Regions from separate parts of the Homo sapiens genome. Here region 2 is linked to region 1. A link is an interaction called in ENCODE POLR2A ChIA-PET data of the cell type or tissue named here. Cell type or tissue: PC-9. All regions are shown on one strand. Links, peaks and the distances in the headings refer to the core of each region. The heading gives the core; the rest is flanking DNA. Region 1 overlaps CRYBG3 (crystallin beta-gamma domain containing 3). Region 2 holds the start of DCBLD2 (discoidin, CUB and LCCL domain containing 2).

The links. Peaks named below come from ENCODE experiments on the same cell type or tissue, not always from the same donor. Only the 100,000 strongest peaks of a DNase experiment are listed, where the experiment ranks them.
Region 2: POLR2A ChIA-PET joins it to region 1 with 8 read pairs; 1 of 35 experiments calls an interaction of 5 or more read pairs at or near these places.

The regions. Positions count from the first base shown.
Region 1 is chr3:97,878,560-97,893,890 of GRCh38, reverse strand. It overlaps CRYBG3 (crystallin beta-gamma domain containing 3), which reads right to left. Exons shown (of 22, transcript NM_153605.4): 5 at 14,143-14,187; 6 at 13,791-13,906; 7 at 12,672-12,819; 8 at 7,124-7,260; 9 at 5,436-5,550; 10 at 4,501-4,536; 11 at 898-1,031. Among named protein-coding and RNA genes, the nearest start is that of CRYBG3, 64 kb to the right of the region's middle. In PC-9, for the core only: no CTCF peak of the experiment used is centred there; DNase peaks (open chromatin) are centred at 10,540 and 10,820; H3K4me3 peaks cover 981 bases; H3K27ac peaks cover 1,508 bases.
Region 2 is chr3:98,887,373-98,903,386 of GRCh38, reverse strand. It overlaps DCBLD2 (discoidin, CUB and LCCL domain containing 2), which reads left to right and starts at 1,692. Exons shown (of 16, transcript NM_080927.4): 1 at 1,692-2,265. The coding sequence starts at 2,061. It overlaps LOC105374002 (a long non-coding RNA gene), which reads right to left and starts at 1,373. Exons shown (of 2, transcript NR_189121.1): 1 at 870-1,373. RefSeq lists silencers at 1,374-1,423, 1,564-2,253 and enhancers at 1,361-2,076, 2,077-2,793. In PC-9, for the core only: a CTCF peak has its summit at 5,057; no DNase peak of the experiment used is centred there; H3K4me3 peaks cover 2,384 bases; H3K27ac peaks cover 639 bases.

The sequences.
Region 1 (15,331 bases), core at 7,321-15,320:
CTGCAAAGTCTAGTTCTCTAAATATAGGCCCTTGAGTGATCTTAAACAATTCATTTAACTTCTGTGAATAAAATATTTTAGTAGCATCTTTTACTAGAGTAGCTATTAGCAAAATTATATGATGTTACTGCAAATACCAAGAGATACTGATACTTAAAACAAACTAACGTTCCAAAATAACCAATGTATCAACAGAGAGACAACAGAATGTTTCTAGAGGGATTCCAGCATTGGGTTGACAATGATAAATAAACAATGAGGACAGTTTCTTCTTCATTGTTTCACCTACCAGGATACGAATATAAAGGTACATCCCAGGCCCATCACAGATTTGGGGGGCTTCTGCCCCAGGAACTGCTGACTAAGACTGCGATGGTAGCAATGATGGTTACACTTGGGTTTATATCCAGGGGTTCCTAGAGAGCTTCCTCAAAAGCAGTTCAGAGCCCGGAGGGCAACCAATGTCAAAAATCCTTGACTTTGGAAACACATAACCCAGATCCTTTTTTAACAAGGGAAGGCTCACTGGCAAGGTCCTTGGTACATAAGTCAAGTATGATCAACAAAATAGTGGATAAAAACTGGGGCTGTCATTCACGTTCATAACTTGTGAAAACCTAATTTTATCTTGCAATTCTTATAGTCTATCCTGTGTTCAGAAATACAAGGTGCTGCAGTTTCAGAAACTATTTTCTACATTTAATATATCTCAAAATATTTAATACAAACAAGAGTCCACAGAAAACCATAAGTAACTAATATTTTTTACTTTCCATATTACAGAAGGAATGTATATTTTTAGATTAAAAACAAATCATTTTTGCTTTGCTTAGCACATTTTTGTGCTGACCTTCAAAAACAGACTACTTGTGCAAATGTTAAAAATATGATACTCACACTCCACCAATGACACGAATTGATCCAATTCTGTGAAAATCTCCATTATTTTTCAAAAAATTAGGAACAGAATCTATATGTTCACTAAACTCTTTAGCCTGTCCATGGAAGTGAGGTTTTTCATAAATAATAACCTGAAAAATTATTTAACATGTTTATATTTTAATATAGACACATATTTACTTAAGTGACACCAAAGACCACAAAATGTACAGGGACTACTATCTATTTTTTTTTAATTAATATGAGGAGATTTCAAAAAGTTCATGGAAAAGGTGTATTACAAAAAACTATGCAGGGATTGCAAAATTTTTTGCACCAAAATCAACTTCTACTAACTTGTTATAACACATCTGAAAAGGATCTACTTCGAGGTGCTAAGAAGAACAAAACAGTAGTTTGAAAAAAGCCCCTATCAGAGCAACACAAATTTTGCTAAAAATGATGCAAGAATAAACAAATTTATGGTGAAGCTTGGGTAGAAGAATGGTGAAATCACTAATGATTTACAAAACGTTTATGGTGACAATATCCCAAGGAAATCAGCAGTTTACATATAGGTAACTCATTTAAGAAGGGACGATATGATGTTGAAGATGAAGCAAGAATCGGCAGACCATCCGCGTCAATTTGAAAGGAAAAAATTCATCTTGTTTGCACCCTAATTGAAAAGGACTGATGATTAACCGTAGAAACAATAGCCAACACCACAGATACCTCAGTTGGTTCAGCCTGCACAATTTCGACTCAAAAATTAAAGTTGAGCAAACATTTCATTCTATAGGTACCAAGACCGTTATGCTCCGATCAGCTGCAGATAAGAGCAGAGCCTTCAACTGAAAATTTAAACAAATGGGATAAAGATCCTGAAGCATTTCTTCAAAGAATTATAACAGGAGATGAAACATGGCTTTACCCGTATGATCCTGAAAACACAGCGCAATCAAAGCAATGGCTACCAAAAGGTGGAAGTGATCCCGTCAAAGCAAAAGCAGGCCAGTTAATGGCAAGGGTCGTGGCAACAGTTTTTTGGGATGTTCAAGGCATTTTGCTTGTTGGTTTTCTGGATGGCCAAAGAACAACATCTGTTTATTATGAAAGTGTTTTGAAAAAGTTAGCCAAAGCTTTAGCAGAAAAACACCCAGGGAAGCTTCACCAGAAAGTCATTCTCTACCACGGCAATGCTCCCATTCATTTCTCTCCTCAAACAAGGGCAATTTCCCAAGAGTTTCCATAAGAAATCATTAGGCATCCACCTTACGCTCCTGAGTTGCCTCCTTCTGGCTTCTTTTTTTCCCCTAATCTTAACAAAAACTCTAAAGGAAACCCATTTTCCTTCAGTTAATAACATAAAAAAGACTGCATTGACATAGTTAATTTGCAAGACCCTCAGTTCTTTAGGGTGAACTAAATAGCTGGTATGACTGCTTACGAAAGTGTCTTGACAGTGACGAAGCTTATGATGAAAAATAACGTCTATAGTTATTTTTATATTTTAATTCCATTTTTTCCATGAACTTTTTGAAGTCCCCTCATGTATACTTACAGTATAGCACAATGTTGGATATTCACAAAGAATATGTGAGTCTTTATCATCATAAGGATAAAATAGCTTATTTAATAAGAAGTTTCTCTCATATTACAATAATATACTTGAGTGTGATTACATTGTTTGGGTCACCCAAATACTGGGATCATCTCATAGGGTAAACTGCCTTATAACTAACTGATTCTTGAATTATCTTTATAAGTATATCCCTGTGTTCGGAATTTTAATATAGACCTTCCTTCTACTTACTGAATTTCCCCTAAAGAACTCTCTTGAGATTCCAGGGTATAACAATAAATTATCTATTGACTTTAAAAATACATACTGTTTCTTACAATGCTAACTGCTTCTATGGCCTACTATTCATTGAGAAGAAACAGACATGCAAATTCTAGAATTTAAATACAAAACTTCCTAAAAAATAAGAAATTACTGAAAAATATTATTTCTAAAGATTGGATATTTGATTCAAATTGAGGGGATGCAATACATATTGTCAGAAACAAATTTTTGGCATTTACTTCAAATTTGGATTGGAATAGTATTTCTCCTTTACTATTTTGCTGTTTTTTCACTTCTCAAATACTAGCTGCATTAAGTATGAGGAAGTGATAACAGCATTTATCCACATTCTCTCACTTGGTCCTATTTGTGGGTAATGGAATAATTTGTGCACAAATGTCAACTCAATATCTTGCCAAATAAACCCCATGCTTAAAAACACTAAATCAAAAGGTTATAGCTTCCTTACGACTAAAAACTGATAATATTAGGGAAACAATATATAGTACCAATCCTGCACTTTTCCATGTTAGGTTTGCACAGGGTACTATATTTGAGATGACAAAGTTTTATTTGGGTTTAATACATGTTACATATGCTGACCACATTCAAACTCAGTAAGAAATACAAATTCTTTGATGGGAAAGCCACAAATTAATATCAAACAACTTATAAATTGTGATTACCAATCCATTCATATACACCTACAACCTGTCAAACTGCAAATGTCCAAGGAAGATCCAGCCTGTCACAACTGAAGTCCTGATTGACCAGACTAGGAGACTGAGACAGAAGGCATTCAGACAGCTTCACAGCTAATTGTACATCTTTTACATCTTGACTGCAAATAGAATCACCTAGGACTCTTTGCAAACTGTTGACCACGGCCCAAACTAATACAGTATCTCTGGGAGTGCAGCCCAGGCTCAAGCATTTTTAAAAACTCCAACATGTATAATTCCAACATACAGTCAAAGTATATTAGATACACTCAGATAAAGAAGTTTTAAAAGACTACATCTATGTGGCTGAGAGAATGGAAGTCAGTTCCATAAATCAGAAAGCCCAGAAATGGGAGAGTTGAAGGAGTTGCATCTTGCTTTAGAGAAGAGGAAGACGAATGAATCCCTGCTTCCATACCTGCCTCTGGAGGTGCTGTAACCTAATTACAAGCAGGCCTGTTTGCATCTTTTATCACTGTACTGGTTTGCCTTCTCTCTCTCTCTAAACATACTTTGTAATTCTGTTTCCTCCTTTCTTTCCCTGAATTTGCTTGATCCTGGCACCACTGCTACCCATTTTCATTGCCTCGCCGCTACTTTTCCCTTTGGATACTCATACTTACAAACTGCCATCTACCTGATAAGAGCTACCTACACTTCCTTTTGATCAGCCTTGATCATGTTCCTGAGCATCACTCCCAAATGCCCGCTAGATATCTCCACTTCAATAACTAGCTGCTTTCTCAAGTCCCTTCCCTCAAAACAAAAATCAAACCTATCACCTTTCCACCCTGTAGCAGAATGTAGTGAGTCTGACTGATTTATTGGTACAGACCTCCATCTTTGCAGACTGATCCCACTCTCCATTCACAGCCATAGGGTTGGGCCCTCATCAAACATTTTGTGCATTCACTTCCCACCTCCCCAAAATCCATTAGCTAAGTATAATCATATGTGGAGGTACTTTTTATTCCAATGTTTCAAAATTATTGGAATAAATATTAATCCTGAGACTCTTTAGCCTGCTACAAAAATCAGTCCAAGACTTACCTTTAAGTTCATGGGCATTTCCACTTTCAGTCCACCCTTAAGATGACAAGATAGTTTAATATTAGACAGGTAAATATTTAAAACATTTGAATGTAATATCTGAAAGTGATATATGTAGGTTACATAAAAATCTAACCAGTGAAGATTACACACCAGTCAAATTCAAATTGTGCTAAATTTTAAACTTTAAGCACAGAACTCTATAGTAGCCAAAACCAAGTTATAGTGTTCCTCATCAATGTAGATGGGGCAAGAAATCTTAAGGATACACTTTCCAGATTACAACTACTATGAGGAAGGAAACTGAGCTTTAGTCCTTGAGTACACATGACCAATTAAGATTTAATCCCACTTCAGAGTGTCCCAAAAAGAAAAGTGGTATTGCTAGTAAACTTAGAAATCTCATTCAGCAGAGTAGATTTCTTAGCCAGCTAATCCAAAGGTCTTCCCTACAATTATTTGGGCTTTTTAAATTAGAGCACTGAGCTAACCACACTAACCTTTCCAAGTTCTACCAACACTTTTTCTCACATGCACTGTCTTTGTGACCTCAAAGTTGTACAGCATAAAAAGCAACTCTTTCCTTACAAAAACCCCAATTCTGTAGTTTTTTTTGTTTCAAGTGCTACTCCACGTTGTGATATTTCTTAAAATGTTTTAGTTTGTCCTAGTGGCTATGTTTTTAAGGGGCATGGACTAACCAAAAATGGTTTATCACATAGCCAATGTTTAATTGAACAGTCTGCCACTCAAGTAAATGTTTGTAACAAAAAAGAAATACTGTAAATACTGAAGGCACTACAGTACAATAGTTTGCCAATTCAGTAGTACACATATTCACTTGAGATTGAGATGCATGAGCAAACATCATGGTTATTTAATTTTGGATTCATGGGTACTTGGGAAAAGGAATGCTTCTTTTTAAATTTGCTTACCATTTGAAGCGGATGTAATGATTTCATTTCTGCTGTAGAAATCTCAAAGAGCCCATGGTCTTCCTCCAGAACTGTAGCTTGTCCCTTAAAATTAATATCTGGGTAGGCAAGCCAACTATATAAAAATAGATAGTTAGTTAAAGTATAATAGTACTGCTTTAGTCTGGTTCTGTAAGTAAAAAGGGCTACCAAAATAAAAAAACAAAATCCTCCATCACAGAATTACACTAGTAAAACACACTCAAAGTGAGAGCCAGACATTATATAACGATAATAGTTACCATGTTATTTACATTCACACATTATCCATCCTATAATAAGCTATCTGTCCTATAATAAGTCTGATACATTTTCCAATCATTAGGCATTACTTTTATTTTTCTGATACCTAAAACACGTGGCACCTTTAATTCAAGTGGGAAATAATTAGAAAATCAAAAACAATTTCACTATATTCCATTCTTTTTTAAACTGGAACAATCAGAGGTAGGGATTCCACAAGGTGTTTTACATTTTGAGCCACGTTTTCAGAATCAATATCAGTTCTATTGGCTGCCTAAGGAACAGTATTTGCAATTGGATTCCCAAAAGACCCATCTTCCAGCTAAGCTTGATAATTACAGACATTCCTCATGGACACAGCCAATTACTGGCCTACCCCAAAGTTGTTTTTTGTTTTTGTTTTTGTTGTTTTTTCTTGAGACAGAGTTTTGCTCTTGTTGCCCAGGCTGGAGTGCAATGGTGCTATCTCAGCTCACCACAACCCCTGCCTTCTGGGTTCAAGCGATTCTCCTGCCTCAGCCTCCCAAGTTACTGGGATTACAGGAATGCGCCACCATGCCCAGCTAATTTTTTTGTATTTTTTTAGTAGAGATGGGGTTTCTCCATGTTGGTCAGGCTGGTCTCGAACTCCTGACCTCAGGTGATCCACCCACCTTGGCCTCCCAAAGTGTTGGGATTACAGGCGTGAGCCACCACACATGGCCAGCCTGCCCACAAGTTCTAATTCACATGTGGGGGAGACAAAAATGTTGTCCTACAGTGTCCCCAGAATTGTATACCAACCATCATCAAAGTAAACAAAAACAGTGAGGGAGCAGAGGGTTTCATGTTGAGCCAGATATCCACAGGGTTTGGAGTCAAGTCAATCTGGGAATGAACTAAGACTGAACTTAGACCCATAGTCCTAACAGATACCTCTAGAACCAGAGAGGCCTAGTATCAAATCCATGCTTACCGGCTAGTAGCCTGGGACAAATCACTCATATATAATATGAGAGTAACACCATCTGCCTTTCAGGAACAGAGGAGTCATAAACAAAAAAGCCATATGTGCCTGATACCACAGAGGCAGTCAGTGACTATCAGAACTTAGACACTCTAGAAATAGTTCAGGCTCCAAAATTTTAGGCCAGGGACATGCTTTTATTTCTCAATCACAGAATTTGTTGGATGAAAAGACAATAGATCCATATATCAAGAACTACATCTCAGAATTCTATACCTGCTCCTGTGAGTCATATATCAAAGCTCTAATTAGATCCAAAGAATCTTTTAACCCCTGCAGTCTTTCTTGGGTGACTGAGAGTATAAACATTAGCTAGAAACTTTAGAAAAATGTATGTCATCTATTGAAATATGAAATTGGTGGCCATCAATCACTATAATAAAAAGGAACTGATACGTACACTCCTGACTTCACAGTGAAGGACACAGATTTGGAGATATTCAGTTCTTCCAAATTGGGGACTGCTCTCTGTATGTAGACAGGACAACAGGCTGGGTCAGATTGTGGGAAAAGCTCTATTTCTGGAATGCTGCAGTCCTGAAAAAAAAAAATAATTTGGCTTTGAAATCAACTAGAGTCACACAGTCCAGTCTTCTCAATGTCCTGGACATACAGTTACACTGTTCTCATTATTGAGTTGAATTTCTTCACAAAGAAAACATAAAGGAAATATTGTTTCTCCTCACCCTTTTTTTTTTTAAAAAGTTTTTCTAAAAAGCTGTTAATGACATGAAAATCATAAATTTTATGGAAAAATTATTGTCTCAATGTTTCTGCTTTGTTTTTTAAAGATTCGTTCCATTAAGCAATGCTTAGAGTTACCAAATTGAGTTCAGATTTCAGAGTTACCAAACTATTTGAGTGCCAAATGTCTGTAAGCCTTCCTTCTTAGCAGTATAATAAAACCATAAGGGAGGAAGAGAGTTAAATAAAAGCTGATCTCATCGGGGATATAAAAAAACAAGTAGAGAAGCAGTACCCTCTTCAGTGTTTATCTAATTTACATTGACAAAAGAAATAGTCATTAGAGGTGAGGGTAAAGGAAATCTGTTTTCCTCCCTGTAGGACTCCATTTCCTAGTGCAGTAGGTTTGAAGAAGAAAAGCATTATGAAATTGACCCTTTACTCCATCACAGTCTTAAAAAATCATGCACCCATTGTCCTGTGAGACCTTCCTTAAAAATTTCCCTCATGCATATCTCTTCTTACATATTTCCACTGTCACAGCCCTTGGTTAGGCCCAAACTTTGATTACAGGCCTACTTACAACCACTAGTCAAGCACTAGCTACTACTCTTTAGACAGCTGAACTTGTTAGAACATCACTTTCCTCAAGAAACTCATTGGCTTCAGACCCAAGCACATCAAATTCATGTTTCTGTTTGTCTTTCTATAATAGGACACCAAACTAGTGATCCACACTAACTTCCTACAACTCTGCAATCATATTGGTCTTCATGCTATCTCCACTTCCACTCCAGCCTCTGTAGGCTTTGCAGATGTTTCCCCTATCTCAACTAAAGAAATAATTCTTTGTATTCTTACTTTCAAAAAGCTCTTCTAATAGTCAAGTTCTAACTCAAAAAAAGACCTTATCCCTTCTTAGGGAATCAAAATTACAATTATTTTTTCCCTTCTCTGAAATTACAGGTACATTTCTGTCTTAACACACTATCTCAATACTCATGAGTATTTAATGATAGAACTCGATACAACTCAAGTTTTAGTAATTATCCCCTATGACACTGTGAGATTCAAATGCATATGCTTTAATAGGTAAATGTAATAATAGAGGTGGCATTTATAAGAGACTGAACAATTCTACTTAAGTTTTGCAATTCTAAAAGTATAATAGTCTGATTTTTCAACTTTTCCCCAAACTGAATTCTCAATCATTCTTATTAATATACAAAAGCAAGCAAGTTTATACATCTCATTTTCAGAAAATTGGTTCTAAAATGCAAAATAGTAAAGAAGCATAATCTAAAATATCCTTTAAAGTATAAAAGTATACTTCGTTCTAAAGTTTCACTTCAAAAATAAGCAGAAATGTTTAGAACAGTCACCTGTCAATCCTCAAGGCTCTTTTGTATGCTATTAATAATAGAGTTCTAGTAACATTATTTCAAATACTTCCAAATTAATGTCCCCCCAGGGATCTGAGTTATAGTAACAAAATACATAACTAACTGTCTCACACAAACAAATTTCCTCTGCATTGTGTTGTACAAACAATGTTTGGGTGGTGTACTCTAAAAGGGAAAAGCTAAGAAGCATTCAAGTCTACAACAACACAGATGGAAACAGTATAATAGCAAAAGTGTAATCACTAAAAAATGAAAATAAACAAAAATGAGAAGGCATATGTTTGCTGTTATCTTCACTAGAAAACTAATTTTTGCTCTAGTTGATTGAAAAAGATTTCACTGTTAAGTTCTATCTTCACGGTGGCTATTCACAGAAATAGCATGCTTTGCAAAACATATGTATAATTCTTGATGGACAAAGAAAGTCAAACACGAGCAACTGCAAGCCACTTTAAAGTAACCTAGAAACAAAAAACAATTTAAGTTTATATGGCTTCCTTGTATACTTTCGTAGTCCTGCTACACTTTTCAAATATATTAGTGAAATTTGCAAACTTATACTATTATGGCAATTAGTAAGAATGAAGACAGTTTTATAGTTAACAAAATCACAGTAAACAAACACAGTAAGAAAATATATTTGTCTCTACCTTATATAAGATACCTCAGTCCTGCATCTAACAACAGATCTTACCATAAGAAAGATGTCATATCTTTTAAAAAAAACCTTAAATACACAGTAAACATAGTAATTTGCAATATTCATTTATTCTAATTTTATAAATGAAAGCACTTGAATCAAGATTCACCACACTACTACCTTCACCCCCAATTATTTTCCCTGGGTACAAAGACAACCCTTAACTGGAATCTACAATTACTGATTACTGAGGTTATTCGCTATACCTGTCAATCCTCAAGGCTCTTTTGTATGCTATTAATAATAGAGTTCTAGTAACATTATTTCAAATATTTCCATATTAATGTCCCCCCAGGGATCTGAGTTACAGTAACAAAATACGTAACTAACTGTCTCACACAAACAAATTTCCTCTGCATTGTGTTGTACAAACAATGTTTGGGTGGTGTACTCTAAAGTGAAGACATCATGAAATAACTATCTTTAAAGGACATTAAAGTCTTGACTACACCAATATAACAACTAATATAAAGATGATTCAACAAGATAAAGTTGGCATAGAATAGGGAGAAGTGAATCCGTCATGGAAACAACCACCATGAAAGTGAAGCAACGATAGGAAGAATTCTGACAACGTTGGAAAAAGGAAGCAGTTTGATGCCTAATTATTACTTTGTAAAATATTTAAACAAGGCTCATGCCTCTTCCATTCAATGCTCAATAGTTTTATTTTCCTTCCTCACTAAAAGTTGTTAACCTGTTCGAGACACACGAACTAACACTGCAACTAAAAAAAAAATGATTCCGAGAACAAACACTAGAAGAAAAAGTACAAGCCTGACTTACTCTTTCTTATAATATATTCTAAGCAAATGGTGGACGTGCAAATATCCATTCAAATATCTATGCTCACCAGATTAAATCTGTTTGATTTTATTGTTTGATTTTGGTGGGGGGGGTGAGAGAGGTGGCTGTTTGCCATATATTACTCATTTTTTTCCCACTAGGCCTTGGCATAGTGCCTGATTTCACAAAGAAAGCACAAAACCACAAGTGATATAAATCTTAGAAGAGTTCAGTTACGAACTAACTAGTCATTTTTTCAAGGAATTTCTAGTTGAGTTAATAGAGTGAGCACTCAAATGGTTATCTGCAGAACTGAACTGACTACAGTTAAATCTTTCAGTGAAAATGGACATTGCTCTCTCCACTTCAGCCATCTTAATCTCCTTGCAGTATACTAGGCCACCAAAGCTCACCTCTGTATCTGACAAAAGTGGCTCTGCCAGGAACTCCCTCATATCTCCCAGACTGCTTAACTCCTGTTAGTCCTTGCAACATTCCAAACAGGTGCCACCTCCTCCAGGTGACACGCCTCTTCCCAAAGGTGAGTTGTTTCTTCTGTGTGCCCTGGAGAACGCTTCTCACATCATATAATCATGTGACTCAGCTGCTCTCCCCGAGTCTTTAAGCAACCTGAAGTAAGGAACCATATCTCACTTGTATTTCTATTCCCTGTGCACACCACAGTATTGGCTCAAAAGCAGACACAAATATTGTTAAATATAGGTTTGCCTACAGCTTTGCAGACAGTATTGATTCACATAAAATATGTGCAGACACCTTTATAACTTAGAGTTTTTCTGTAGGCTATATTTAATTTCTCTGAATGCTATAGACCACTGTCAAGAGTTTAATAATAACAATCCAAGTCATCATGATAGTTTTCATCTCAATTTATACTTTTTATGTATATAAATGAAATCTCCATAACTTGAAAACTACATATATCCATTACTGTCACATGAGTAACTGTACTGTATCACATATTATGAAGGAAATCTTAAGAATACATGTGAGGAGAATTCTGTCCTTATCTAAGATGTCCTTATCACTAATTAACCCCTCCTCTATACTACCACAGAACTTCTTACAAAATATTTTATTATATTGGAAGACCCTTCTCATCTTAGTATTAATATTTTCTAAGCAGAAAAGTAAAAAATACCTTCCCTTCCTATTCCAATCCTCCCTTATTTCCCCTAACACACACACATGCATGCACACACGTCTATACTAAGTAGTAGCAATCTACACTAGAAAAAGATATATCTGGAAATCAATAAGGAATCTCTAAGATTCCTGAATAGTATACTTCTAATTAGGAACAGTGTATACTAATTAGGAGTATTCTGTAATACTGTGCTGCTATTATTATTATTATTATTATTATTAGACAGAGTCTTGCTCTGTCGCCCAGGCTGAGTGCAGTGGCATGATCTCAGCTCACTGCAACCTCTGCCCTCCAGGTTCAAGTGATTCTCCTGCCTCAGCCTCCTGTGAAGCTGGGATTACAGCTGCCCACCATGACATCTGGTTAATTTTTGTATTTTTAGTAGAGACAGGGTTTCACCATGTTGGCCAGTCTGGTCTTGAACTCCTGACCTCAAGTGATCCACCCACCTCAGCCTCCCAAAGTGCTGGGATTACAGGTGTGAGCCACAGTGCCCAGCCAATACTATACTATTATATATTACTAGGAGTATTACAGTAGGAGCAGTAGCATACTAATATAGTAGTATACTATTATAGTATAGTGTATAGTATACTATTATAGGAGAATACTATTCCTATTAGCTTATTTTAATAGCAATAGTATAATCCTATAAAATATATATATAGTACATCATGTAACATTTTATATGTTTATTTATTATTACTTTTTGAGACTGAATCTCACTCTGTCGCCCAGGCTGGAGTGCAGTGGCGTGATCCTGATTGACTGCAACCTCCGTGTCCCGAGTTCAAGTGATTCTTGTGCCTCAGCCTCCAGAGTAGCTGGGATTACAGACTTGCACCACCACGCCCGGCCAATTTTTGTATTTTTAGTAGAGACAGGGTTTCACCATGTTGGCCAGGATGGTCTCGAACTCCCAATCTTAGGTCATCTGCCCACCTCAGCCTCCCAAAGTGCTGGGATTACAGGCATGAGCCACCACGCCCGGCCCATGTAACATTTTATAAACTACATTACCTCTGGTTAATATTTTTAATTGCCATTCACTCTATTTGCATAAATTCAAAAGATTATCAATATGGTAATGAAGATTAATAACAGCACAAAAATTAGCAATGATTTGTAAACATCGCCAGGCCACAGCACAGGTTTACTATATGATAAATAAAATCAAATAAAAAATAGAAAAATCTACAGTTGTTACCTTTAAGACACGTTTGAGAGAACCCAATATAAAGTTTCTTTGTGGATGCCTTCTGTTCTGAAGAATCCAGTCACGATTTAACACCTTTTCCCCTTCTTCTAGCACACATTTCTGACCTCGGAAATGTGGTTTCTCATATAAAATCCAGCTAAACAAAGAGAAATGCAATGATGAGTTATATTTAATTTTCTAAGAAATAAGGCATATAAGTCACAGACCATTTTGTCTACTTAAATTTTTTAAGCTGGGATATCTTCCACTATTAGCATATAACCCTATTTTTTGAAACAATGATATATGCTAATTTAAGTACAGGCGAACAGTAAAGAAAAAATAAAAGTGCATATACCTTGGAAATAAAAATACTTTCTGAACATAGTACCACAATATATTTCTATGTCTATATTTATGTATGTATGCTCTTTATAGATGTGGTCTATACGAAACTATACAGTTGCATAAAAAACAATAGTGCAACAATTCCAAATTATACTTCTAATTTTCTTGTTGCTGAATAACACAGGACACATGTCCCATTTTATTATATGAAGACGAGATTACACCATATGATTTAAGACATGAATGCTGACCTGGGTAGCCTAAACACTGGACAGATAAATTCTGGCTCCAGCATGTCCATGGGTCATGGTCCATAATAAATAGATAGGGTTGCCCCTCATTTTTAGACCATACAAAGATTCCTTCACTTCTTGAGCAAGTCAGCTATACAAACAACTTTAACTATGTGGCCTTCACATTCCTCAGCATCCCACAAATTCTGAACTCATTTTCAAAGCTATGCTTCATTCAACTGAAGCATTCACCCAAACTTGCCAAATCTATCCTGCTAATAATGTAGTTACAGAATGGTATTGATTGTATAGATTAGGTCTTGCAACTTACTGGCTTAAGCACTAAAAACAGATTGTATTTTATGCCATAGTAAATAAAAAGAACAATTAAGTTATAACACACTAATAATAATGTTTCAAAATCTTCTGTCGAAAAGTAGAGGAAGGAGAATATGACTTCAATAAAAAATAGAAAAAAAAGCATTAACAGCAAGAAGACACATTTAATTTAAGAAAATATGCTATAAAATTTTAAGAAACTTCTTACCAGCCCCTTACAACTTTTATTAGAACTCCATTTGGAAAAGACCATGATGTAGCATCAGGAATATTACAGTAGACTTCTTGTTTATATGTACTTTCATGGAGATCATAGATAACCATCTGCAACACAGTAAATAGCAGTAAGTAGTTACAATAACTAATTTTTAGAATGTATTTTAAATTCTAAAATGTCCTAGAACATAGAAATAAATATCCTAAATATACAAAAGCAAATGTTACTTTAGATGTTAAATCCTTGAATAAAATCATTATCTAAGTCACTTATATTAAATTCCTCAAGCCTGAAAGTTACCTAATGTTTAACCTTTATCTTAGTTTGAGAAAGTTATCCTTACCTTCCCAGGTCTTGGGTTACATCTCAGAGTTTGTTTGTCAACATTCTGAAATAATAAAAGTGGAAAAGTAAGCTTTAAGAAACATCGGTGAAAAGATGCATAATTCATTTTCTTAGCAGTCTTGTATCCAATTTATCACATATTTAGTTAGTGATCATTATGAGCAAGGTGCTTCTCTCGATACAAGTGATATAAATACAAATATATAGGAAATTAACACATTGTCTCTGCCCTCAAGAAGTACATAGCTTAGAATGGGTCAAACAGATGATCATATTTGCATAGCTCTACTAAGCCAGGGGACTAAGTTACATTCACAGGTAAAATACAAGGAAAACACTAGGTTATGGAAATGGCACCAGCATGGAGGTGAGGGCATACAGAGGTTCAAAGAGGCATTTCTGAGGAAGTAGTATTGAGGGACCTTGAAAAACAATATTTCAGTGAGTGGAAAATGTGGCAGGTTGTGATGGGATAGTGAATAAAGAAATTCTAGGAAGAGAACCATCCTGGGGAAAAGTGTACTGGTAGGAAACACAGAGTGTGCACCCAGAGTGTGGGGAGACAAGGCTGGCAAAACAGAACTTGGGAGCCTTATAATGCAGAGTTAAGAGGTGCCACTTGATTTGGTAGGCAGTGGAGAACCATGAAAGAAATATTTCTTCAAATCCTATCATTTCTTTTAAAATGACTTTGCTTTGCAAGGTTTTGGTTGGTCTTTGAGTATTACTATTTGCCATGAAGATTGTTTAAGGTAAAAATACAGGCCTTGGACATCCTGTATCTTTATCTTGAAAGTACCATGATCTTGGAAATGCCAGAAAGGAAAGTCCCATATTTAATAAGCATTCTACATTAAATATTTAAATATTTCTAAATCAAAGAAAACTGTAATTGAATTTAAAACATTTTCCAGCTATAAAGTTTTCAGTTCTTTTGTTTGATTTAGGTTGCTCACTGCCCTGCGTTGCATGAACAACATGAGTTGTTGTAGTGCGAGGCTGCTGTCAAATACTTAAAAATTTTACTTAACAGAAAGATTTTTCATGAAACTAATAAGCTAAATGCAAAGTGACAATTTTCCCACATACAGTACCTTGAGAAATTTGGAATGTTGTCACTTAATTTAGTTTGAAAAATATTAGCAAAAGACTTCAAAATAACCTTGCTTCAGTATTATGCTTTTTAA
Region 2 (16,014 bases), core at 4,643-12,642, 1.0 Mb before region 1:
CCCATTACGTCAGCAGTAGTCAATCCAGCTCCATCAACACCATTCCCTATTGAGCCTGTGACCCAGCCTATTTTGCCTCTGGCCTGAGATCACCTTTTTCACTTTAGTTTCTTATTCAAGACACTGGCATTTCAAACTGACGGGTTTTTTTGAACTCCGTTCACTGTGGTATTGTGGCACCAGTCCACACCTCTAACAGGGCACTAATAACAATAGGTTTGTTTACATGTCACCTCCTCCTCCAGAATGTAAGTTCTTCTCAGTAAACTTTTTATGCCCAATGCCCACAATGGCTTAGAGCATAATAGGGTTTCTTAGGCATTTAATAAATGTTAATTGAATAAATTTGGTTAAAGAGATTATTGTATAAGAAATATGCAGGGGAGTTGAAACATACGACCTCCAAAGTCCTTTCCAACTTAGACTTTCATTGAAGGATATCAGTCCCTTCCATGTTTTTGAATATCACATCTATGTATGACTATGTATACATATGTATATGTATACATGTATGGCTATGTATGACTCCCAGAGCCATAATTTCAAAGCTCTCAATCTGAGCTTTCGACTAAAATATCCATCTGCCTGTTACATAGCTTCACTTATTATCTAAGTTGGCATCTCAAATTCAATACGTCCAAAATTAACTTACTTTCCCACACAACTTGTTCCACCTTAGCAGTTTTTTGTATTTGCTAATGACACCATTGTCCTTTCAGGGACTGCTGTTAAAAACATCCTACATGGCCACTCTCTTCTAAAATAAATCACTGCGTAGACCTCTGCATTCCTCTTTCCTAAAATTCTTTTTGTCGTTCCATAGGCTTACAGTCTCCATCAAACTGCTTGTGACTCTAATTAGCACTTACTTCATTCTGACTTGCATGCTATATTTCCATCTCTGTTCCACATTTCAAGATTTCTGTAGATAGACAGCAGGTGCTCAACAACTCCTTGTAGAATGGCTGCATGAAGGTTGGGATGTTAGGTTTAAATTGCCTTTGCGGCACGGATCTTGTTTTACACTTTTTTGTCCCCCACCCCCCGCCATAAAAAGAGCAGAGAAAACAGGGAACACATATATTAAAAACTGAACACTGCATCTATTATTCTAACTCGGAGCTGTTGCAACAACTGGCGGCAGTTTTAACAAAACAAGCCACGCTCTGCCATTAAAAAAAAAAAAAAAGTCCCTTAGACTCAGCTCCCAGCTAAAACAACCCAGGATCCAGGTTTCCCACCCCCTTCCAGTGGTCTGATGTGCGTCGGAGGAGCGAGGAGAAAGGAGCAAGGAGCAAGCTGGGCCTGAGGAGCAGGGAGCGCGGGATGGGGGACGTCCCGGAAGTCACTGACGAGCTGGCTGCCGCCTCTGCGGGATCAGTTTGGGCTGAGGGCCCAACAATAACAGGCGCCCGGGCCGGGCGGGGGCCGCGGGGATCCGAAGCTGGAGGGCGGGACCTGGATTGGAGGAGGCGGGTGGGACGCCTCCAAAGGCCGAAGGGGATTGGAAGAGGGAGGTAAGGGGCGGTGGAGCTCGAGGAATGGGCCGGAGAACTAGCGGGTCGAGCGAGGAGCGAGCATGCTGATTGGGTTTCGCGGAAGGAGACGGACCAGAGCTGGCCGAGGATTGGCCGCGGTGCCTAGGGGGCGTGGCCGGCGCGCGCGAGAGGGAGCGCGAGGGAGCTGGCTGCGGGCCTGCCTGCCAGCTAGCCGGAGCCGCGGGTGAGCGCGGCGAGCGGCGACCCTGGTGAGGAGCGCGGCGCGGGAGGCACGTTCCTTAGCTCCGCCGCGGCCGTCCTCCGCGGCTCGAGGACTCCGCTTCCTTCCCTCCCCTCCCCTGCGCTCCGGCCTGGGGTCTCGGCGCGGGGAGCGGAGGGAAGGGACGAAGGAGGAGTAGGTGAAAGCGGGGTGAGGGGCGGAAGGGTCCCGGCGCGGGGTGAGGCGAGGGCTGCCTCTTGTTCTCCCGCCGCTGCCGCCGTCTCCTGGTCGGGTGCCGCGGCCAGAGGCGCGCGGGGCTGCCGAGGCACCCGCACTATGCAGGCAGACTGCCGGCCGCCGCGATGGCGAGCCGGGCGGTGGTGAGAGCCAGGCGCTGCCCGCAGTGTCCCCAAGTCCGGGCCGCGGCCGCCGCCCCCGCCTGGGCCGCGCTCCCCCTCTCCCGCTCCCTCCCTCCCTGCTCCAACTCCTCCTCCTTCTCCATGCCTCTGTTCCTCCTGCTCTTACTTGTCCTGCTCCTGCTGCTCGAGGACGCTGGAGCCCAGCAAGGTGAGTGGTCCCAGGGGAGTGAGCGGCGGGGGAACCTCCGTCGGGGCTGCGGGTCTCTTGGCCCCTGAACAAATCTGCAGACGCTGCAGGGAGGCGCGGTGCGCTTTCGTGCGTGGCCGGACCTGGCTGGGTACTCACGGGGTTGAGTTGCAAAGGCAAGGTCTTGCCCGTCTGTCCCCCAAGTTGGCGCGGCTTTACTTTTTGGCAAGGCCATTTATTTTTCTGAAAGGGGGACGTGAGACCCTGCTATGAAAGCCTCGTTGATATTAGGTCCTTCTGGGGAAAATTTTGGGGAGGAAAAAGAACCTTTGGAGGTAATGACCCCTAAAGTTAAGCTGCACGGATGGATGGACACTGTAGGAAGGCAGGTTAATTAAATAGCATCTTAAGCCTATTAAAGGTAAGTGGTGGTAATTATGATCCTTTGTGAAAGAGCCCGGGTTCTGAAGCGAATGGAATAGTTTCTGCTTATCTCTGAGTCTTGGATTCAGAACATGTTCTTTACAATCCATCATTGAGGCTGGTGGTCTAGACTGCCTTGGTCAAACACTGGGTCTGACCCAACGCTATGCTAATTTGCCCAAGTGAAGCTCTCCACATTAAAAAGGTAAGCCTTTCCAGAAAGTGACAAAACTTTTTTTTTTTTCCACCTACAATCCTTGAAAAACCTGTTCCAGAAACAGGCAAAACTGTTTATTAAATACTTATCATAATGGAAGGAGAATGCAGGGTGATTTCTTTTCCCCTTTAGTACTGTTTTCCCGTAGTGTACCACACTTTTTGAATCAGTTTGGCATCAGTTTTTGAAAAGATATTTCCATTGCATTTTCCATTTTATTGCAGTGGGAAGGATAAGGATTGGATTGTTACTTATTGCTAGGAAGAGAGTTTTTTAAAAAGAAAATTGTTCTCTGCCTTTAAGCCCAGCTTTATGTTGCTCTCATGGTTTTCAGTGAAGTATGGAATCATGGCCTGTCATTAAGAAGATGCCGAACCTTGACAGGCATGTGGAAATATAATCTCTGTAACTATAAGGAAAAAATGTATTTGGCAAACTGACCCCTTACATCTAGACACGTTTCTATATAGAGTAACTCAAAATTTAGATGCTTAGCATTTAGGTTTTAGTTAGATCGTCTTCTAAAATTACTGAACATCATCATCATTTAATATATTAAAGTGTGAAATCCTTCTTTCCACTGTAGAGATGTATTTCCCTCCTGGTAGGGGGGAAAACAGGCTTATATATGGCTAACACTTAGGGCTTACTTTGTGGCTGGAACAACTGGACTAAGTGGTTTGGGTTTATTAACTCCTTGAATCTTCACTACAATCAGCTGAGATAGTTATTGTTATCCCAGTTCAAACGTAAGGACATTGAGACACAAAGAATATAAGGTACCTTGATGCAGGAGGGCATATTACTCCATAGGCAGAGTACTCTGCTTTGCTTGTTTCTGGATCTGATAGTGTTTGTATCATGTTATTAAAAAAAATCTTGGAACAGTATAGAATCAGTTACATGTCTACCTTCCAAATGAGGGATTGCCTTGTTTTTAGAAAAGGCCAGTCTACCGGGCGCGGTGGCTCACACCTGTAATCCGAGCACTTTGGGAGGCTGAGGCGGGCAGATCACGAGGTCAGGAGATCGAGACCATCCTGACCAACATGGTGAAACCCCGTCTCTCCTAAAATACAAAAAATTAGCCGGGCATGGTGGCACATGCCTGTAGTCCCAGGTACTCAGGAGGCTGAGGCAGGGGAATCGCTTGAACCCGGGAGGCGGAGGTTGCAGCGATCGCGCCACTGCACTCCAGCCTGGCGACAGAGCGAGACTGTCTCAAAAAAAAAAAAAAAAAAAGAAAAAGAAATAGCCAGTCTAATCAGACAAGCAACATTACTTCATTTTTTAAGGTTTAATATAATTTTTTTTTACCAGAACATTTTAACAAATACATTTCTCTTTAACAGTGTCATCTTATGTAAACATCAACATAAATAGAAATGATTCTGATAATTAAAAGACTTTTTTTTTTTTTAGTTCTTCTAAATTGCTTGGGTAAATTTTGCTAAATCATTTAATATTTAATCTCTTTGTACCTCAGTTTTCTACATCATTAAGGTGAGCATGCATACCTATCTCATAGCTTAATATAAATGAAATGATAGTATGCAGGAATTTTGCAAAGGGAAAAGCTTAAAATAGCTATAAATGATTATTACTAATCTCGATCTTACTAAGTTGATAAATTAAGAGCTAATTAGGTATACATCATCTGAAAACTCACAATTATTTGAGATTTGAATTTTCTCATTTTTAAAAATTAAATTTTTTACTCAAAGGACCCTAAAGCAGCCCGTGGTGGAATTCCTTTTAAGCCAGTCTTCCCAGTCTAACAGATGTTCTTTAGGGTCTACTGATATTCCCTCACATAACCTGAAAAGAAGTCTGTTTAAAACACCTTTAGAATTTTTAATGGGATTTGTACATGTTGTAATGTTCAGCTACAAGGTAGAGTTTTTACTCTATAAGAAGTCTTAAGACTGGAAGGAAATAAACTGTTGACAGTTGTTGTCTTTTGGTGGTAAAATTGTGGGACATTTCTTTATACTTTTCTAAATTTTCTGTAATTCGCATATAGTCAGAATAAAAATTAAACTGCAAAAAAGGTTTCTTTGATAGATTTTTTTTCTTTATTTGACAACTGAAGGTAGAAATGCATCTAGTATGGAGAGGTAGAAATGTGCTTCAGTGTCTTTTTTCTTTCTGACATCATTTTGAAATAGCAGAATATATTACCTTCATTCCAATTAATGTCATACATAGCTATTCCTCAATAGATTTTCTGTTCACAATGACCTTTCTTTTTATTTGGCTCCGAATAAAATGTATCATTAGTTTGAAAACTTACCGACTTTTCACAACAGATGTATTTTAACCAGTTCTGTTTCACTTATAAATTTATAAATATATTCTGTTTACCTCTATTTATTATGTTGATGTTTCACATATGGCTTGTATTTGTGTAGAGTTCTAAGTTGGATATCAAGAAGTTGGTCTTCGAAATCTTTTTTATTGAAGACTTTTTTTCTGTAAAATGTACCTCTCAAAAAAATTAAATTGGTGAAACTTATGCTGGTAGCATATTTGCTATTGTATTAAATTTATTGGAAGTTGATGGTTTACTATGATTTTAGGTCTCTGGTTTCCATTATGACTGTAGGAATTTGGGTTACTTCATATCAGGAGCTCAGCTTCCTCATTTGTATCCTGGAAGGCTTGCCTACTTTCTTGGTTAGAATGTAATTTGAACATGGTAAAATATCAGGGAATTAATTCTTAAAAACCATTAAGCCTGATTTGTTTGGGCCTATTAATATATAACATGTTGTGAAGATATTAGTTTTTCTTTGCTAATTTAATCTGTGAAACAAATCAGGTTCATTCTTAAAAAGGATGTTTCAGTTATTTGAACATATTTGGAACCAATATGTGAAAAAGTTTATATTCTGTCAAGGAATGCCTTTATTTGCTTGTGATGCAGGGAAATATTTTTGAACAATATTTGTGAGTTGCCAGAAAATAAAAACTTATTTCTCTCTGCAAATAAACATTTGTAATTATTTTTCACATTGACATTAGGTTAATTTAGAAATTTCCATTGTCTTTTCTTTGTCTGATAAAACATTGGGGCTCTTATCCAGTTTTGTTCAGAAGCAAATAAATCAAAGCATCCTTTTCTGCTATATTTCTAATTAATTTTACAAAATGAAAATTAGAAGCAGCACACAATCCACACGTGTGAATGATCAGATTGAAACAGCACATTTTTGAAACTTGTAAATGAAAAATTGATTCTAAGATTGCAGGTAAATTATAGGTAGATTTCTCAGTGTTAGAAACAAAAAGAACATATTATTTTCCCTGGGGATAGTTGATAATTCCATTTGAACATCTGAGCCTCATTTTAAAGACAAACATGTAAAAATATCTTAAAATGGTGGAATTGGCATAAGTAAAATACCAGTAGTAGAATTAAAATGACAAATTAATTTCCAAAAGTTAATAGATCATGTATGTGGGAAAGGGCTAGATTTACATAGGAGTAGAATTTAAATTTAGGACTACACTTAGCAAAGTGACACTGGGAAGTGAAGCTCAGGTAGTAATGTTGGACATTAATTGAATGCATACAAGTAGACAGTTTCTGCTTCCACTTCTTGATATATTTGGAAGGATATGGAATGATGACCCAACAGTAGAAGGATGAGGAAAAGCTTCATAAAGATAGTGATATTTGCTAAGTGTGATTGTTGAAATATGAAGTGAGACAATTTGGCAATTTTTCTGATGTGGCTCCTGGATTCGGTTTTCTTTATAACAACCTTACGGCCATAGGACTTTGTATTTATTTTTAAATATTGTATGGATAACAATGATTATTACTCAAAACTAAAAACGTAGATGATTATCCACATTTCTGTCTTCTAATCCATCGACTTATAATTTTTAACTTTCCTTTCTATTACATATTCACATACCTGCATAATCTTTTGTAGTTGTAATTTTAATAGTGTGTTCATGTAAAATTAACTTATAGGCTAATTTAGCACACATAAGCATACCTACAAAATACAGTAAAACAAAAATTTCAAAATGCAAAATTTTATCATAAGACATTCAGTATTTATAAAGTAATTACTGTATTGTTCAGAGCTGTTATTGTATTTAATTGAATTCTTCATTCTGGAGAAAAATCTTTGAGAAAGTATTTCAGTTCAAAATGTTAGTTTAGAAACAAATATCAGGCTAATTTTTCAGTTCATTATTTGGGTTAAATTAGTACAACCTATGAGGACAGAAAATACAGATATTCAAATAAACTAGTATCTAATGAGTGCCAGTGCAGTACCCACTGAAGCTGATGAGATACTCATGATTTCCAAGGGCTACTAAAACATCATTCACCAGCTGAACGTGCACCCTGATGGGTGTGTAATTGAAAGAAAAACTTTGATTTGCTGCTTGAATTATGGGAGAATCCCAAGATGCACGTTCCCTCAACTGCTTTTTAAGGAGAGTGGCCCAGAATTCCCTGCAAGGCTTTTGTTGAGTAGGGTGTGTGCAACCTTGCCTTCAAAACTGAATTGCCTGGGATCAAAGAGAAGGTATTGGCACTCTTTATCATTCTCTCATTAAGAACTATCAGTATGAAGGGGTACCAACTGTGAACTCTCAAGAGAGTGTGCATGTACCTCAGTATAGTCCTGAGACATTCAGAGAAGAGTAAAACATTGTTATTGTCTTCAGAGAACCTACAGTCTATTTGAGAAAGTAATTCAAGTTGGAATATATATAATAATAACCAAGGAAGGATATCAGAAGGTTATGTAAGGCAGAGAGAACTCACCACTCCTGGAGAAGCAGGAGACGCCTACTATAATAATAATCAAGGAAGGTTATAAGAAGGTTGTATAAGGCAGAAAAAGCTCACAACTCCTGGAGAAGTAGGAGACGCCTCACTGATAAAGTGGTTTTAGATTGGTAAGCTTTGAAGTTTGGTAGGTTTCTTGTCCACAAGGAACAGCAGATATTTGAAGAGTAAGATCATAAGATTATAACCTGGGGAGTCAGGAAAGTGGGAGTGTGAAAGCCCACCCTTTTAGAATGAGTAGCAAAACTCATTCTGGTCATGCTCCACTGTTTGCTTCTTGAACTCATGCCCTGTGTCTGCCCAGTTATTGGAAAAACGTTGGTTGGTTACTGTGGGCCAGGCATGGTACCACATGCTGGGGCATTTTCCTCTTGGAGCTGTGTTAATGACTTCCATAGTGTTGCCAGCAGCCCCTTTATCATCTGTAAGATACCGTCCAAACTCCTTTGCGTATCATGTAAGTAATTTTTTTCACAGTCTGGTCCCTCCCTTTCACTCTGACTTAATCTAATGCCAGCATTTCTCACACTGTATAGTTCAGATATGAGACTGAGCTAATTTTATTCTTCTAAGATATAATTTCATGCCATTTTGCCTTGTTCCCTATACTAACCTCTTCATATATGCAGTTTCCTCTACTTGAAATGCTCTTACTTTCCTTGTCTTCTCGGTAAACTCTCGATCAGCCTTCAAAACCCTTCTTGGGTATCATCCCTTTATGAAGAGTTCTCGAACAGTCCCCACACACTCATCTCCGGATAATACATTCCACACTGTATTCTAAGTATTTATTCCTGCCAGCGGAGAGAGTTTTATTCATTTTCTTATTTCTAATACTTATCATAGTGTCTGTCATTCAAATTATGTGAATTAAGAACCCCATTTCTAGAGTTAATCTGCTACCCTGAGCACATTATTTGGTTCATCCCTTGGCACCGGCATGCACTTCATGCTGTTGTCCTTTGCCTAATCCCCGTAAATTAGTGGTCAGTTCAGGAGCCGGGAACAGAGCCATGTCTTGACCCTTACTACCTGTTTGCTCAGAGCCTAACAGTCTTCCCAGCCTTTCCCAGTCCCACCTCTTCCCAGGAGGAAGACTCCTTTGCTGCACACCCTTGACTATGAGAGGAATCCTTCAAGCTGAAATTCTGAAAATAGACATGCCTACTTCTTAGAAAGCTCTGCTCCCCTCAGATGGGTCATCCTTAACAACCGTGACAGCCTAAATCAGTGCCAGCAATTTGGGCACACTTTCTCCTTTGCATGCTTTCAGCTTCTGACTTCAATAGGCATCTCCAATATTATAAAAGTCCCCCTAGTTTTTGTTCTCGTAGTTGCCTGTCTCCTTTTTCTTGCCAGTGGATGTTGCTGGGGAGCATTCAGGTAGCTTCACTAATCTGGTGTAATAGAAAAGTAATGAGAAATGGAGGCTGGAACGTATTGTGGAGGACTTCCCATTGAGGGGCAGACTGAGGAGTTTGTATCTGCGATGTTAGGCCTGACATTAGCCTCAGGTGCTTCCTCTTTCACCTGGTTCATTTGTCTGTCACTAGGTTTGGTTATCTCTTCTCAACTCAGGCACCCCAAATCCATCATCTCAACAATGCTCTTTCCGTGATCTTGGACAGTTCCCAAACTTGGGCCCATGTGATAATCCCCATTCTCTGCTTTCTCTGGTTCTGGATAGCTCATAGTTACAAGATTAAGTCATGTGGTCATCGTGATTAGATCTGCCACAAATGAGGTCTGGCTAATCAAGTCCCAAGTGGGGATTACTGCTTAGCAGACTATCTCACTTTGTAAAGCTGATTTGTACAGCCGAACTCCTGCCCTGCTCCTAATCCTTGCACAGTATGACTTCCTCCTGACTGAAACCTTGTCCTCTTCCTCTTTATCAGAGCACTGCTACATTGGGGAATGTGAATTTTGTTTTGGCATGCTTTACACTTTGATGGCACTTTTACTTTATATCTGGAAACATGCTCAAAATGCCACTGGCTTTTACATATCTCTTTTTTCATTGCTTTGTGGTACCTTGTATCTCTGCTTTTTTCAGTGACGAGCTTTCTAAATGGTAATCTACATTTGTGCTGTATATTTTCTTAGTGACTGGCACACAGCAGATATTTGTTAAATTGTTAATTTATTTTTTAACCCTTGCAATAAAAAAGCAAGGGTTTTGTTTCTGCTTTACTGAAACTGTCATTTACACTGTCAGATTTTTGTTTGTTTTGGTTTTTGTTTTAGTTTGAAAAACCAAGCAGCTTTGCCTATCTTTATTATTGGTTTCTTTTTTTTTTTTTTCTTACTACAGTGGTCTTTGAAAATCTGGAGGCTTTGGACTTGGACATACCTGGATTTAAATAATAGCCTTGTTGAACTTGACATCCAGTTACTACTCTAAATATTTTAAAATATGTAACTCATCTTTCTTTTTAGACTGTAACGAGGGCTGGGATTGAATCTGGGTAGCAAGTAAATTTTTGTTCAATGAATGAATCAATATGTCAAAGAAAATTTTGTTTCATTTTACTCTGCAGTTAAAATTTCCATTTTTATATGTTTCCGTTCCACTAAGACTCACTTTTCCATCCCTCTTCCCTTTATCCCCAATTATTGTTCCACCCCCAGCTCAGTGAGAGGAGTCAGAGCATGCAATAGAGGAATGTGGCAGAAAGGCATGACTGTCTCCAGCCCACCCAAATCTTAATGTGAGTTCTGTGCTCTCCTTTTTGACCTTTGCTCTGCCTCTTCAGCCTTCTGCCTGTTGGTGTGCTTCAGTGTTTTTTGATCCCCACCATCTCAGATCATTTTATCTCTTCTTTCCTGATATACCTTTGTTTCTGTCTACTCTTGGCATCCTAAAAGCCAGCTTTATAGGTCTGGATGTGAGGTGGACATTCTTTTGCATGCATGGAGGAAGAGTGTTTTAGTTAGGACTTTTGAGGTTATAGAGAACAGAAATCCATATCTGATTAAGGTAGAAGGAGAAACTATTGGGAGGATTGAGAGGGGAAGGCAGGAATGCAGCTAGACTTCAGGAACCAAGGACTCAGCTTAGTTCTTCCCTCTTGTTTCAGTCTGGCTTTCTCTTTGTGGAAGGAATCATGGCTGCTGGCAATCCCGAAGGCTTACGGTTTTAACACGGAGAAATTCTGTATTTTCCCTATTGTACAAGGTCCAGGAAAGGGTGAGTTGGCCCTCACATTGACCCAGTGTGATTCAGTACCCACCCTTGGACCAGTCAAATAACCAGGGGGCATGAGGTCATATTAAAACTGTTGGGAAACTGCAGAGCACCTTCCAGAGAAGGATAAGGCAGGGTACTAGATAAACAGAGGCATCCTCTTCTAGGAGAAAGAGTGTTACATTTATAAAGAGACCACTGTATTTTAAAGAAGTTCTTACTGAACCTTTACATTTATCTTGGGAGATGGGTGGTGGTATCCTCATCCGTGAGGTAGTTGCATCCTCACCAGTATACTGGTTAGGGTATGTAAGCTTGTGGCAGTTAAGTGTCCAGGATCTTGAAAACTGGCATGTCTAGAATTTGAATCTAAGTCTGTTGGACTCCAAAGCCTATGTACTTTCTAATGTGTTAGTTGTCTACCATAACATTAGTTTAGGCTTATTTCTCATTCAACAGCATGTGCTAAGAGCCTTGTATGTTTTATTTCTGTGTGTATGCTTATAAAGGTGAGTAGAATGCATTGCCTTTCTAACCAAATTTTATAGGTTGGTATGGTAACCTGACATAAATATGCATAATTAAGCATATTAAGTACAGAAAGATATTATTATGGAAATAGGGAGAAACACCAGGAGCTTCAGAAAGGTTTCACAAAGAAAATAACATTGAGTAGGTATTTGCTAGGTGGATAAAAGGAGGAGGGACGTTATTCTTGGCAGAGTGGAATGTTAAGTGCAGTGGCACAGAGGTGAGAGCGTGGAGCATGTGGGGAGTCACCTATAGTTCAGGACTGTGGAACAAAGAGGTTGTGGGAAAAGTGAAGAGATGAGACCAGAAAGGGAATCAGGGGCCAGATTATGATAGCCTTTGTATCCTGGCTGAAGCATTTGAACTTCGTTGTATCATCAGTGGAAAACAGTTAAAGGATTTCTAAATAAGGGACCTACATGACCCAGTTAGTATTTAAGAAACTCTGGCTGAAGTGTGGACAGTGGATTAGAGGGAGAAAAGATAGAAAGTGGGGAAACCTATTAGAGAACTTTGCAAGGGCCTGCACTTGTTCAGAGGGACTAAATTTAGAACTGCTAAGGAGATAAAAAGTATAAAATATAATGATTAGTTAAATTTGAGAGAGCCAAGTCAGTTTAATATTGAGATTTTTCTTTCTGGAATCTTCTTCCTCTTCCTGCATTCCACTTCTCTCATTCACCAGGATTTCTACCTAGCTAACTGCTTGCTTGCTTGCTTGCTTTTTTCTTTCTTTCTCTCTCTCTCTCTCTCCCTCCCTCTCCCTCTCTCCTTCTCCCTCTCCCTCTGTCACACATGCACACACACACACACATTCTCACACTCACACTGAAGCACTCATTACTTCCCTGTAGTACTCATCATCCCTGGAATGACTCTCTGTGTTTGTCTTACTCCCTATATTGTAAACTCTGTAAGGACAGGGGTCTTGTCTGACATTTTTACTGTTGTTCCTAATACCTAGTAGCACACTGCTGGACATGTGGAGGTTGTTCATTGAATGCGTAGGACATGTGGAGTTTCAAATGAAGTGGAACTTCTGAGCAAAAGTGCTTAGTATGTATATAGATAAGATTGAAGACTTTGGAGCTTTCTCCATTTAGTGACAACTGAAGTCAAGGAGTAGATTGCCCACATAGAATACAGAGTGGGGAAAGAACTCTGAAGAATAGCAACATCAACAGCTGGTAGTAACAAGGTTACATACAGTTAAGGTCTGCGAGATGCAGTTGGAGGGTTAAAGGAATTAAGACATGGGAGGAGAGATTTAAGAAGGAGGGAGGGGAGATATGAAGTAAGGGAGAAGGAAGCAAGAGAAGGAAGTGCCAGCAATGCCAGATGCTGTAGAAGGTAACAAAAGATAAGGATGGAAAATTCTCCATTGGCTTTTGGCAGCTCAGAAACTGACTGCTTTAGTGAAGAGTTTCATTGGATATGTAGATCTGTGTGTTTCCTAGGGCAGCTGTAACAAAGTACCACAAGCTTAACTGACTTAAATTTATTGTCTCACAGTTATGGAGGCTAGAATTCTGACAGCAGGGTGTGCAGAGGGCCATGCTCTTTCCTAAGACTCTAAGGTAGGATCCTTATCTCTTTCTAGCTTTTTGGTGATTGCAACTCTTAGCATTGCTTGGCTTTTAATATATCACTCCAGTCTCTGCCTCTGTGGTTACATGTGGTTCTCCCTGCATCTCTGTCTAAACTTTCCTCCTCTTAGAAAACACCAGTTGTTGGATTAGGGCCCACCCTAACTCCAGAATGACTTCATTTTAACTTGATTACATTTGCAAAATCCAGTTTCCAGATAAGGTCACATTTGTAGGTACCAAAAATTAGGACTTGAACATGTGTCTTTTTGAGGGACACAATTCAACCCGCAACAGTCTTGAACGTGAATTGCAGTGCATTGACATTAGAAAAGGAGGCAAAGAAGACATCAAGTATAGGCAACTAAAGAAATCTATGTACAAGAAGGAAAAAGTGAGAAAAAGGTGGTAGATGGGGGGTGGTGAGGGGACACCATGTAGAAGGAGGTTTTGTGTGTTTTTAGTTGTTACCCTTAGTGTTTTAAAGCTTGTAAAACTGCAGATCCAAGGCCCCACTGAAGAACTACAATTACAGGTTATAATTTGCAAAAAAGGCAAAATCAGTTGTCTTGCAAATATAAGATAAACACACCAAATATTTTGTTCAACTCATTCATTAATGAGGGAATCAGTAAAATGTTAAAACTGTCCATAGAGTATTTGAGAAGCTAGGTGTTTATAGGCAATGTTAGGATATGATAGCTGCATTAGATGGCCAAAACTGATTAATGGCCAACAAAGCCTTAAACTTTTACCTATAGGTTATTTTTTCAACTATAGAAAAATTATGTGCATCTTTACCAAACAATCTGTAAGTTAACATGTAACCAAGACTGCAACCTTTAATCAGCATTAAATAGCAGGTGGTAATTATTTTGCCCTATAACTTTGAGTGGCTTTTGCTTTTTATGACATTTAAAGGATGTGCTGCACACTTTTTTTTTACCCTATTTCCAAGTTTCAGGTCATCTTTCTGACATACTTGTTAGAATCCAGGGAGGTGGAAATAGGAGCCTGAGAACCTTTAATTAGCCTGTAAGTGATTCTAACATTGACTTGACTTTGAGTACCACCAAATAAGAGAAAACTGAGAGGCTTTGAGTGCCCATCTGAGGCTGGAACCCATTACTATCTGATGACACTCATCTCCTGGGTTTTGTGAGTTTTTTCTCTTTCTATAGTGCTCAACTCTTTGACAAAGAGAAATTATTTAATGATCTAGGGTGGAGCTTTTGCCAGGCAGATATATGCTCAAGAAGAATACAGTGGCTAGAAAGCGAAGATATCAGAAAGAGTGTAGTTAATGTATTGGACGTGAGGCCCAGACTAGGTAGAGAAAGAAGTGAGGCCAGGATCAGCTTAACAGATGGAGAGAGAAGAGAGAAATCCAGTTCACAGAAAGTATGCAGTGGGTGTAAGAGAGCTGAGAGGTCAGGAGACTGTAACCAGAAGAGCGAGATGTTAAAGTTTTTAAGATTTCAGAGTTGGGAGTAGTTTCCAATAATGGCAAAAATAAAGTCCAGGTTGTGGTCCTGAGAGTGAGTTACTGAACTGCAGTAGAGGTCATTGGGTTGATTAGTGAGCATTACTTTCTCATAAATTTATACTTTCTACAAGACACTAGAAGCTTTAAAGCATGCTATAAATTTAAATTTCCTAAAATAATGTGCCATTGTTCTCTTAACTTTCGCCAGATTGTAGCCAAGTGTACTGGGTCAATAAACAATGGGCAAAAGCTGTTCTGATCTTTTATGACAATAATAGTACTCACAAATATTTATTGAGCACATTGTTATGGCTTAGGACCTTGACACCAGTTGTTTTCGTATGGTATGTCGTTTAAATCTTAACCTTGGTAGCTTGAATTGTTAATATTCCCATTTTACCCCTGGCAAAACTGTGATTTAGCAGCAATAAGTAACCTTTTCAAGGTCATAGTGAGTGGTAGATAGGACATTTAAATTGATTGTATGACTCCAGTGTGTATAACCATTGCATTCTAGGTAGAGTATGTGCATGGTGGAGTTGAAGAGGATTTATATATAGCTCACATTCCTTCATGTTATTCAGTTTTGTAGATTATCACACATGCAGAGATGAGTTTGAGCTTAAAAAGAATGAAGCTGGGGGCAATGTCTTTTTAAAAAAATGGTCACATTGACCCTCTTTGGACTCTGAATGCATGTGCATCTTATGCAGTATTTTAAAAATTAAATAAATGAGCTATCAAGCCACAAAAAACCATGGAGGAAATTTAAATACATTCTACTAAATGAAAGCAGCCAATCCGAAAAGGCTACCAACTATGTGATTCCAACTGTTTGATGCTCTGGAAAAGGCAAAACTAGGGAGACCCGAAAAAGATCAGTGGTTACCAGGGTTTTGGGGGAGGTAGAGATGAGCAGGTGGAACATGGGATTTTTAGGGCAGTGAAACTACTCTGTGTGATACTATAGTGGTGGGTACATGTCATATATTTGTCCAGACCTATAGAATGTACACCAGGAGTGAACCCTAATATGAACTGTGGACTCAGGGTGATAACAATGTGTCAGTGTAGGTTCATCAATTGTAACAAATGTATCAGTTTAGTCAGGAATGTTAATAATGAAGGAGGCTATGCAAGTGTAGGGGCAAGGGATATATGACAAATATCTGTTCTTTCTATTCAGTTTTATTATGAACCTAAAACTGCTTTAAAAAGTGAAATATATTTTAAATACTAAATTTATGTTATATATGTTTTACCACAATTTAAAAACTGTAGGGATGGAGAAAGATATACCTTGTGAACACTAAAGAAGACTGGAGTCACTGTATTAATTTCAGACAAAACTTCAGAACAAGGAAAATTACCAGGGCTAAAGAGGACATTAAAAAATTAAGTGAAATTAGAGTAGTATTTGAATTATCTGAGATTTGTAGTGATGCAACTTAACAAACCTCACAATTACAAGGTTGATATAGTACTTCTGGTCTAAAAATTCACAGTACCAAATAATAAAAACTT